2 separate regions of the Homo sapiens genome follow, and region 2 is linked to region 1. A link is a contact called in ENCODE Hi-C data. All regions are on one chromosome and are shown on one strand. Each heading gives the region's core, a stretch centred on a gene start or an enhancer-like site at or near the end of the contact. The rest is flanking DNA. Distances are from core to core; before and after follow the strand shown. Region 1 holds the start of PDXP-DT (PDXP divergent transcript). Region 2 holds the start of CSNK1E (casein kinase 1 epsilon).

What was found. Hi-C counts contacts between places; a loop is a spot of excess contacts on that map. Pooled maps may share reads with other maps.
Region 2: a loop to region 1 is called in a pooled map, with 10 times the contacts of the local background. The contact joins the promoter of CSNK1E here to the promoter of PDXP-DT in region 1. A Hi-C loop is called at or near these places in 5 of 50 pooled maps.

What each region holds. Positions count from the first base shown.
Region 1 is chr22:37,655,014-37,660,232 of GRCh38, forward strand. It overlaps PDXP-DT (PDXP divergent transcript), which reads right to left and starts at 3,364. Exons shown (of 6, transcript NR_109952.1): 1 at 3,242-3,364. It overlaps PDXP (pyridoxal phosphatase), which reads left to right and starts at 3,710. Exons shown (of 2, transcript NM_020315.5): 1 at 3,710-4,343. The coding sequence starts at 3,770. SH3BP1 (SH3 domain binding protein 1) reads left to right here. Exons shown (of 18, transcript NM_018957.6): 18 at 259-1,104. The coding sequence ends at 671. RefSeq lists enhancers at 3,267-3,336, 3,347-3,396, 3,585-4,086, 4,913-5,219 and silencers at 3,587-3,896, 4,097-4,206.
Region 2 is chr22:38,314,926-38,319,797 of GRCh38, forward strand. It overlaps CSNK1E (casein kinase 1 epsilon), which reads right to left and starts at 2,508. Exons shown (of 11, transcript NM_152221.3): 1 at 2,235-2,508. The region is part of intron 5 of TPTEP2-CSNK1E (TPTEP2-CSNK1E readthrough); the gene reads right to left. RefSeq lists enhancers at 1-76, 97-146, 3,948-4,852 and a silencer at 1,836-2,225.

The DNA.
Region 1 (5,219 bases), core at 2,114-4,613:
AGAAAATACATCTGGAAAATGTGACGGAGCAGCTGGGGTGGGGCATGGGGTGGGACTCTAACTAGGGTGCTCGGGGAGGGCCTCCAAGGGGGCAAAGGGCACAAGGAGAGGCCTAGACGATGAGGAGCCAGCCGCAGAAACGGTGTTCCCGGCAGAGGGAACAGCAGATGCAAAGGTTGTGAGGGGGCACGGAGCTTGGTGGATTCACCACAGGCCACGTGGACACTCAGCCTCCCTCACCCTTTCCTTCCTCAACAGCCAAGCGCCCGGCGCCAGCCCGGCCCACCATGCCGCCCCCCCAGGTCTCCGGCTCCCGCTCCTCCCCTCCAGCCCCGCCCTTGCCCCCTGGCTCTGGCAGCCCTGGGACCCCCCAAGCCCTGCCCCGACGTCTGGTTGGCAGCAGCCTCCGAGCCCCCACAGTGCCACCCCCGTTACCCCCCACACCCCCTCAGCCTGCCCGGCGCCAAAGCCGGCGTTCACCAGCCTCCCCCAGCCCGGCCTCCCCAGGTCCAGCCTCCCCCAGCCCAGTCTCTTTGAGTAACCCTGCACAGGTGGACCTGGGGGCTGCCACAGCAGAGGGAGGAGCCCCTGAGGCTATCAGTGGGGTCCCCACTCCCCCAGCTATCCCCCCTCAGCCCCGCCCCAGGAGCCTTGCCTCAGAGACCAACTGAGTGGCTGGTTTCTCCCTAAGCAGCCCTCAGCACCCCCTCCCTCCCCACCTGGCCCTCCCAGGACAGCTCTCGCCCCCCACAAAGGGGCATGGGCCTCCAGCCTTTGCCCACAAGTGCCTCAGTGCCCACTGGGTCGGCCCCCATGGCCAGGAGGGCTCAGGACAATCCTCTATTTCCTGACCTTTTCCTCGTCCACCCTGGGCTTGGGGACCCCCCCACCGGACTCTCCACTCTCCGGCAGGTCCTAGGGGAGCCACCGGAAGGAAGGAGAGGTTTGCCTGCTCCTACGGGACTGATTCTTCTCTTGCCGACATGTTTTTTGTAAGGCTGGTAAATAAATTATTTTGGACAAAACTGGAGCAGCTGCCCAAATGATAGTTTTATTTTCTGTCCTTGAAATAAAGAAGCCAATTTTATAAAGGGGAAAACAATACATATTCTTTGCCTCCTTTCTTCCTGTCTGAAGTGAGATCACAGCAGACATTTTTAGAGCTTTCTCTGCACTACATGCTGTGCTGTTCTGTGGATGATTTCCACTTAATCTTCTCCTACTGCAGGAAATACCATTACCTCTTAGCAGTGAGGAGACTGAGGCCCAGACAGAAGTGACCTGCCAAGGTCACACGGCAGTCAGGCAGGGGCCTGGGATTAGAGCCTAGGTCTGACTCCAAAGCCTGGCTTGTCCCTCACATTCTGGGCAATTTACTTAACTTCTTGGTATCCCTTTTCCTCATTTGTGAAACTTTATAACAATTCCCTCCACAGAGGTATTGCTCTCCATTGAAAACCAAAGCACCACCCTTGGCCCACAGAAGCCCCTACCGCTCCCACTGTTTCCTGGACCCCTCACTCTCCTTCCGGGAGGAGGCTGGGAAGCCTCCCCAAGGAGCAGGGATGGATCTGTCCTCAAACCTTCCCTAAATCTGCTCTGTGCCAGGCCCTGAGCTAGCTCCAAGACTTAACCCTACACCCAAAGAGTTCCCAAACAGACAGGCAGAAGCAACCATTAGAATCAAGTGTCTGGCCAGGCACGGTGTCTCATGCCTATAATCCCAGCACTGGGAGCCTGAGGCAGGAGGATCACTTGAGCCCAGGAGTTCTAGACCAGCCTGGACAACATAGTGAGACCCTGTCTCTACAAAAAAAAAAATTTTAATTAACTGGGTGTAGTGGCGTGTGCCTGTAGTCTCAGCAACTAGGAAGGCTGAGGCAGGAGGATCGCTTGAGCCCAGGAGTTGGAGGCTTCAGTGAGCAGTGATCATGCCACTGCACTCCAGCCTGGGTGACGGTGTAAGACCCTGTCTCAAAAACAAAAAAAATCAAGTGTCATTGCACTGGGAGCCCATATTAGCCAAGTTAGGGGTGGCCATATAACCTAGACTCATGGTATGGGGTGGGTGGTTAAGAACGGCTTCCTGGAGAAGGTGATATTTAAGGGAAGTCTTTCAGGAGCTGACCTGAAGGTGAATTTTGTTTATTTTTATTTATTTTATTTATTTTTTATTTTTTGTTTATTTTTTTTTGAGATGGAGTCTCGCTCTGTTGCCCAGGCTGGAGTGCATTGGCACGATCTCAGGTCGCTGCAAGCTCCGCCTCCTGGGTTCAAGCAATTCTCCTGCCTCAGCCTCCCGAGTAGCTGGGACTACAGGCACCCGCCACCACGCCTAGCTAATTTTTTTCTTTTTTTTTTTTTTTTTTTTTGTATTTTTAGTAGAGACGGGGTTTCACCGTAGCCAGGATGGTCTCGATCTCCTGACCTCGTGATCCGCCCACCTCAGCCTCCCAAAGTGCTGGGATTACAGGCGTGAGCCACCGAGCCCGGCCCTGAAGGTGAAATTTTTAAAGGAAAAAGGAACATTCAGGCCAAGGAGACTATCTATGCAAAGGCCAGGAGCAAAAGGCTTAGGGCACTTGGGGAATAGGAGCTAGTTGAGCTTCCAAGGTTGGGTACAAGGTACAGTTTTTCCCAAGTCGTTGGAGCTCCAGTTGCTCCTGGGGGTCACAGCCTTATCTGAAGTTGGCAGACAACTTCAAAACTGTGACACCACAGCTCACAATTCATTCATCCCCACACTGCAGACCAGTGGCTCCTCAAAGGTCCCAAGACCTGTGGTTGCTTCCAGATCACAAGGCCTCCTCCCTAAGACAGGGACCCAGCCAACCTGGGTCACCCCATTACTATTCTGGGCAATTGGCCACGACCATTCTGGATCCTGCCCTCCCGGGGCGTGCTGCAGTGACAGCCTACCAGCCTCTAGCCCAGTGCTTCCCTACCCTATCCTAGCTCACGGTAGAATCCCTGGAATTAAACCAACTAACCAACAAACCAAAAAATGCCCAGTCTTCACCCAAAACACTTACATGAGGATCTGTCCTGCTACACATCGGTGATTTCAAAAGCATTTGTCAAGACATTGAACTGTACATTTAAGATCTATGCATTTTACTATATGTAAATGATATCTGAAAATAAGTTCCCAGGGGACTCTAACGCAGTGTGAAGAACTACTGGTCTAGACCGAGGGCTCCAGCACCCAAGAAGACACCATGTGCCTCGTACCCCATCGTACACACACGTTTCTTGGGACTTCGCTCTGAACTGGAGCGTCCACGATTCAGGGGGCAATGAGATTCGACCCAAAGGCAGTTCATTTAACATCTGTTTTTCTCCCAGCAACCAGCTCGCCTAAGCTTCTGATTGGCTGGAGGGCACGGGGCCTTTCGCTTCGCGTTTTGTTTGTAGATTCTTATTGGTTAAGAAGAGCGTCAGTCTCCCACCGCGTAAGAGTGTAGTCGGCGTTGAAACTCGGCGGCGACTGGTCCAGCAGAACCAGGGACGGGGAGAAGGATCAAGCTAGCTCTTCATTGGTCCCTTCCCCTCGGTGTTGGCCACGAATCCGCCCCTCTCTCCAAGTTCCGTTAGCTCGCGGCTTCGCTCCTCTCCCAGACTCTCGCCCCCATTGGCTGCAGGCCACGCCGTCGCCCCGCCCCCCGGTCCTTCCAGCGCGCCAATTGGCGGCTGCGTGGAACGTGCCAGGGAGAGCGCGCCGTGCCCGCGGAGAGAGCGCGGCGCGGGAGGCCGGCGGCCGGCCGGCTGCATGGCGCGCTGCGAGAGGCTGCGCGGAGCGGCCCTGCGCGACGTGCTGGGCCGGGCGCAGGGGGTCCTGTTCGACTGTGACGGGGTGCTGTGGAACGGCGAGCGCGCCGTGCCGGGCGCCCCGGAGCTGCTGGAGCGGCTGGCGCGGGCCGGCAAGGCGGCTCTGTTTGTGAGCAACAACAGCCGGCGCGCGCGGCCCGAGCTGGCCCTGCGCTTCGCGCGCCTCGGCTTCGGGGGGCTGCGCGCCGAGCAGCTCTTCAGCTCCGCGCTGTGCGCCGCGCGCCTGCTGCGCCAGCGCCTGCCCGGGCCTCCGGACGCGCCGGGCGCCGTGTTCGTGCTGGGCGGCGAGGGGCTGCGCGCCGAGCTGCGCGCCGCGGGGCTGCGCCTGGCCGGGGACCCGAGCGCGGGGGACGGCGCGGCCCCGCGCGTGCGCGCCGTGCTTGTGGGCTACGACGAGCACTTCTCCTTCGCCAAGCTGAGGGAGGCGTGCGCGCACCTGCGCGACCCCGAGTGCCTACTCGTGGCCACCGACCGTGACCCATGGCACCCGCTGAGCGACGGCAGCCGGACCCCTGGTGAGCGCGGGAATGGCGGGGAAACTGAGATGGGGGCGACCTGCGCATTCGCCTCCACGCCTAAGGGTGAGGGGCGGGGAAGAGGCGTCTCCAGGTGGCAGGTGGGGAACAGGAGAGTGCGAGGGAGGCCCAGGGTGCTTTGGTGTGGGGGGCGGTTGATCCCTGTAGCCGTCATCCTGTGAGGCGCAGCAGTGTGGTCCCTGTTGGACAGATGAGGAAACTGAGGCCCTTTGTAACTTAGGGAGTTGGGCGGAATTCTGCCCTACCCACCATCGGGGTGGGGTTGGAGAGGAAGCCTGGGAGGATTGTCCCCCTGTGTGAGGGTTGAAACACCATTCCCAGAGGCAGGGTGTAGGCAGGTGTGTGGGGAGCAAAGGCGGTGGAGTTTGACCTCAGTTCCAGGTCCAGCTCCAGCTTCACAGCTGTGTAATCGTGTTCAGTTACATAACCTCCAAGCATCTCTGCCTGGGTGAGAAATGGCAGTGCTCAGCATGCCCGGTGACGGTGATCAGGGTGAGTGCCTGGCACATAGTAGGTGTTCAGATGATGTAAGTTGTAGCCAGAGTCCCCCATGTTACAGAGAACTTAATGAAACAGCTTTGTGTGTGTTCTTCTTTGGTTTCCAAATTACTCTGGAGATGGAAGTTATTGTCCCATTTCTCAAGTAAAGAGACTGAGGCAGCCGGATGCAGTGGCAACAGCCTGTAGTCCCAGCTACTCGAGAGGCTGAGGCGGGAGGATTGCTTGAGCCTAGGAGGTCAAGGCTGTAGCGTGCTATCATTGCATCTGTGAAAAGCCACTGTACTTCAGCATGGGCAACATAGTGAGACCTTATCTCTAAAAGAAGAGGAAAGAAACTGAGACTAAGAGAAGGGA
Region 2 (4,872 bases), core at 1,258-3,757, 660 kb after region 1:
GTCCGGACACCCTGTTCCTGGTCAGCAGAGGAGGAAACTGAAGGCCTGGAGGCAGTGCTGCCGTGGGGACAGGGACCAGGGACTGCAGTAAACAGGGGGAGGGGTGTTTACAAGAGGACCAGCATCAAGGACTAGCAAGAGGGAACTCCTTTCACAGACAGGGTACTCAGGCTCACAGAGGCCATGCCACCTGTCCCACACCACCCTGCAGATGGTACAGCCTCGCCGAGGACAGGGCTCCGGCTGTCCCACCTGGTGGTCTCCCACACTCACAAACAGGGCAAAACAGGAAGACTGCAGAGCAGCTGTGCTGGCACAGAAGATCAGCCCCTTGCCCGTGCCAAGTGCTGCCCCCAACAACCAGGCCAGCCTGGGAGGGAGATGGATTCCAGGGACAGTGGGCAGATCCCAGGAGAGACAGGGAACCCCGGCACCTGGCTCCCAAGGAGCTCACCAGCCCTCCACCAATAACCACGAGGCAGGGACCTCCACCAGAGCTGGCCAAACTCTGGGCTCTCAATCAAGGGCCGCTGCCCATATGCTTGGCCTGTCTCAGCTGAGGTGCCACGCTGCCAGGGGAACACAGTCCACGTTTGCAGGAAACCCACACGCCACACATCCCACGTACACACACGTCCAGCTTCCCGAGTGTGTACACTCCAACGGAAGAAAGAAAAGCAGGCACACACAGTGAGCCCTGTTGGGGGGTAAGGGGGGGTGTGCACGCAACCCCCCCCCAACACCTCAGTCCACTTTCTGCCAACACCAATTCAGAGACCACACATGGCAGCCAGGAAACCCGCAGGTTAGGAAAGGAACATAAATATACCCGCATCCTATATTACATAAATACCCACGCCGGGTTATATAAATACCCGTGCCCTCTGTCTGGGTGTCTTACATAAATATACTGCACATGACCCCCCAGTCTCTCCCCACTCACCGGCTGTCTGCAGAGAACGAGAGCGGGAAGGGGCAAGCCCTTCAGGACCCCCTGACTGCTATGTGCCAGCCACCCAGACCCCCAGTCGCTCCCCAACACCCCAGGGGTCCAAGGTCCCTGGGGGAGCCTAGACTGTCCCGGCACCAATACCCAAAAAGCCTCCCAGAGGAGAGCAGAAAAGCTTCATTCAGGAATGGAGAGGCTTTTCAGTTCTTTTGCTGCTTCTCCCATGGGGGAGGGGGGGAGATAAACAAAGTGGGGGGAAAAGTGGATATAAAGGTTCAAGAGTTTCAGCAGGTTAAAAAAATTAGACAAACTACCAACCAGCATGGCACACGGGCAGTGCTTCTTACTCCCCGAACACCATCGCCTACCCCTGAGCCGGGGCCCTTGTCCCTCGGACGATTAAAATAAAAATTGAAGGGACATCATAGAAACGAAGGCAAAGGAGACCCAAACACAGGCATTGCTTGGAAGCAACTTGAGACACTTGTGTCCCCTTCTCCTCTCTCCAAATCCTTCTCCAGGAAGGAGGCTATGCCAGGAAGAAAATATGCAAGAAAACTAAGGGAAAAGTTGGGGAGGGGGCTCACCCCACTTCGAGTTAGGGTATTAACAAGAGCTTGGGAATCCTCTAACGACACCCAGACACTGTTTTGCGTTCCTTAGAGACTTGCAAGACATCAATCTCTCACACAAAAATGGGAGAATCCGATCCGACAAATAACCCCCACCCCTTTCTTTCTCTCCACAAAGAAAAACAAATCAGTGGCCTGGTGACCACACACCTCTTCACCTTAGGACCCCCAAACGCCCGTCATCCAACGAGCGGGCGCAGCCTTGCGAACCCCCAGGTCCGGGCGCCGGGGCCGGGAGAGCAGGGGGCGCCGGTGATTGTCCGATGAAACGCTACGCGGGCCCGAATCAACAGTATCCGGCGCCCAGCACCCCAAGCCCCCTCCCTCAGCGTCCCCAAATCACAGCCGGGGTGGCCGCCTGGCCGGCCGGGGCCTCGGAGGGCCCAGCGGGGGGAAGCGGAGGCAGGCCGGCCGGGGGGCCTCCCCCGCGAGCCTGCAAAATAACAGGCCCCCTCCTCCTCGTCCCCAGCCGCGCCTTTGTCCTCGCCGGGCCGAGCGGGCGGCGCCCGGGCTGCCCCCCCTACACCCCAGCGCGAACGCGCGTGTGTCTGCCCTCCCTTCCCTCCCTCTCCAGCAAAAACAAAGAGGCTGAGGGAGCCCGATTCCCCCCAGGTTTGCACCCTTCCGCGGGCCCGCGGCCCCCCGATATTTACCCCGCCGGGAAGGCGCCGATGCCGGGCCACTGCTCGGGGGGCTGCCGCGGGCGGGGGCGGCCCGCCGGGGCGGATGCCGGAGGATTCGCGGAGCCGCCCGGCGCGCCAGCCTCTCCCGGCCCAGCCGCCGCCGCCGCCGCCGCCGCCGCGCTCCGCTCGGCCCCGGCCGGGCTCTGGCTCTGGGCTCTCGCCGCCGCCGCCGCCGCCGCCGCCGCCTCCCTCCTCCCGGCCTCCTGCCCGCCCGCCCGCCCCCGCCGCCGGCTCGCGCGCTCTCGCACCGCGCGCGCCCGCCGGCTCCCATTGAGCCCCGGGCCCGCCCGCTGATGTCATCCCCGGCCCGCCGCCGCCGCCCCGGAGGATTTAAAGGGCCCGCGCCCTCCGCGCTGGGGGCCGCAGCTGCGAGACGCAGTTCCCCAGCCTCAGTGCAGGCGCGCGGGCTTACGCGTGGGGGTGGGGGAGCACACAGATACTGACACCCTAATGCAGTCCAGGGCACAGGTGGAAAAGACGGGGTGCGGGGGGGACAGAGGGAAGAGGAGGGCGCACAAAAAGCGGAGGTGAGGGGATGGGAGGGGAGGGTCTAGACCCAAAGTCTCCTCTCCCCGCCTGCCAGGATCTCTCTCCTCTCCAGGCAGAGCACTGGGCCCCTGCGAAAACAGGCGGCTATTCACGACACTGCAAAAGATGTTAGACTGCTGGAGGCTCAGTCCGCCTCCAGGTTCCGAGTGCCGCAGAGAACACAGGCCAGGTTGATTCAGGGCAAGAGATTTGAGGAGACAGCTAGGGATGTCGACACAAGGCCCAGAAAGGTAGCCTGGGCTCATACATTCTCCTCCCGTGGAAAAACGAAGGGCAAAGACCTCTTCTTCTTTTCCCTGAAGCTCAAACTGTGATGGGCACAGAGAGGACCCCTCAGATCCCAACCTCATTCTCCCCTGTTGAAGGAGGGGTGCCACAAGTACCAAAGCACCGACACTTGAGTCTGGGCTCCGAGTGGTGCACGTTTAGCCAAGCCACCTCCCAGCTCTGAGCTTGGGTTTCCTTAAACAGCAAATGGGAGGAAGGACCCTGTCCTCCCCAGGTCACAGAATTAATAAAAGCTTCTACCGGCATGCAGAGCCGCGATGAAAGGTTGCAGAACAAAGTCATTAAAGTGATGATATTTACACTGAGCCATGCAAAGCTTCCAATTATGACACACCTATATTCACACAGTTGTGACTGTGGACACGCAAAATGCCTGAGGCCCTGCGTCCAATCCCGGAAGCACAGTTCCTGGGAGGAGTCACTTCTATAATAGCCGTATCTTCCCTCCTCGAGGCTGAGGGACTGAGTCACACACGTGTCCAAACGGGCAGGAGCCCCACAGACTAAGTCCTTTCGCCGGCCAGGAAACTGGCCCAGAGAGGGGAAGGGCTTTGCCCAGGACCACAAAGCCCAACAGGACAGCTCTGTTCTCCCAGCGATCACCAGGAAACTGGGTCTATCTAGAGCCCATTTCCAAGAGCAGGAGAGTGAGAAGCCTCCTCCCAGGAGGGCCTGCCTTCAGTGACACCTTTGCCAGAGCAGGGGGTCACCAGCCAGGTGGTGGGCTTTACTTGGCCTGCGCGGTGCTTTCTGTTGTTGTTTTGTTAATTAATCCCCAAAGTTTTTTTTTTTTTTTTTGCTTTTTGTTTTTGTTGGTTTTGAGATAGAGTCTCGCTGTGTGGCTCAGGCTGGAGTGCAGTGGCTCAATATCGGCTCACTGCAACCTCTGCCTCCTGGGTTCAAGTGATTCTCCAGCCTCAGCCTCCCTCCTGAATAGCTGGAATTACAGATGTGCACCACCACACCTGGCTAATTTTTGCCCAGGACCACACAGTATTTTTAGTAGAGACGGGGTTGGCCAGGCTGGGCTGGAACTCCTGACCTCAAGTGATCCGCCTGCCTCGGCCTCCCAAACTGCTGGGATTATAGGCGTGAGCCACCATGCCTGGCCACTCCCCAAAGTTTTAAAACTGGAAGATTTCATATTTCAGATCCAGATTCCCTGTTTCTCTGGGGGCATTAGGAGATCCGGTAACTCTGGGCCCAAGTTCTCAGCCGGCCTGAGCGCCACCCCACCGCCACCCATTTTGTTTCTTTCCTCACATGAGCCCAGGCAGAGAGGCCTGGGCACAATTGAGCAGGGGGTGAAGTCTGCCCCTGTGTCCTCCAGTCCTTACCACCCCTAACCTTCCAACCTGGGCCCTGCTTCCCAAAGCCCTCCTCTTCTTCAGCACTTTCAAGGCAACCAGCCCTGGGAGAGGAGGTTATTTGTTATCTCATTTAATCCTCTCAAACAACAACAGATTACACTGTATTCTTTCAGAGAAGGAATCAGGCTCCTCCCAGTGCTTGCCTAAGGGCACAGATCAACCTCTCCCTTAAACTGGGCCTGGCTGGAACAGACCCCCTGCCCCTTCCTAACCCAGCCAGATCGCCAGGTCTGACTGCAGCACGTTCACGTTCTCCCCTCTGCATTCAGGACTTGTAACCACACCTCCCACCCCAGCACCCCCACCCCACCCCCTGCCCCAGTTAAGATCCTGCTCAGTTCCCTGGGCCAGCCAGGCTGAGGAGCCCGGCTCATCCCCAGGCCTGCTAGGGAGCCTCCCTG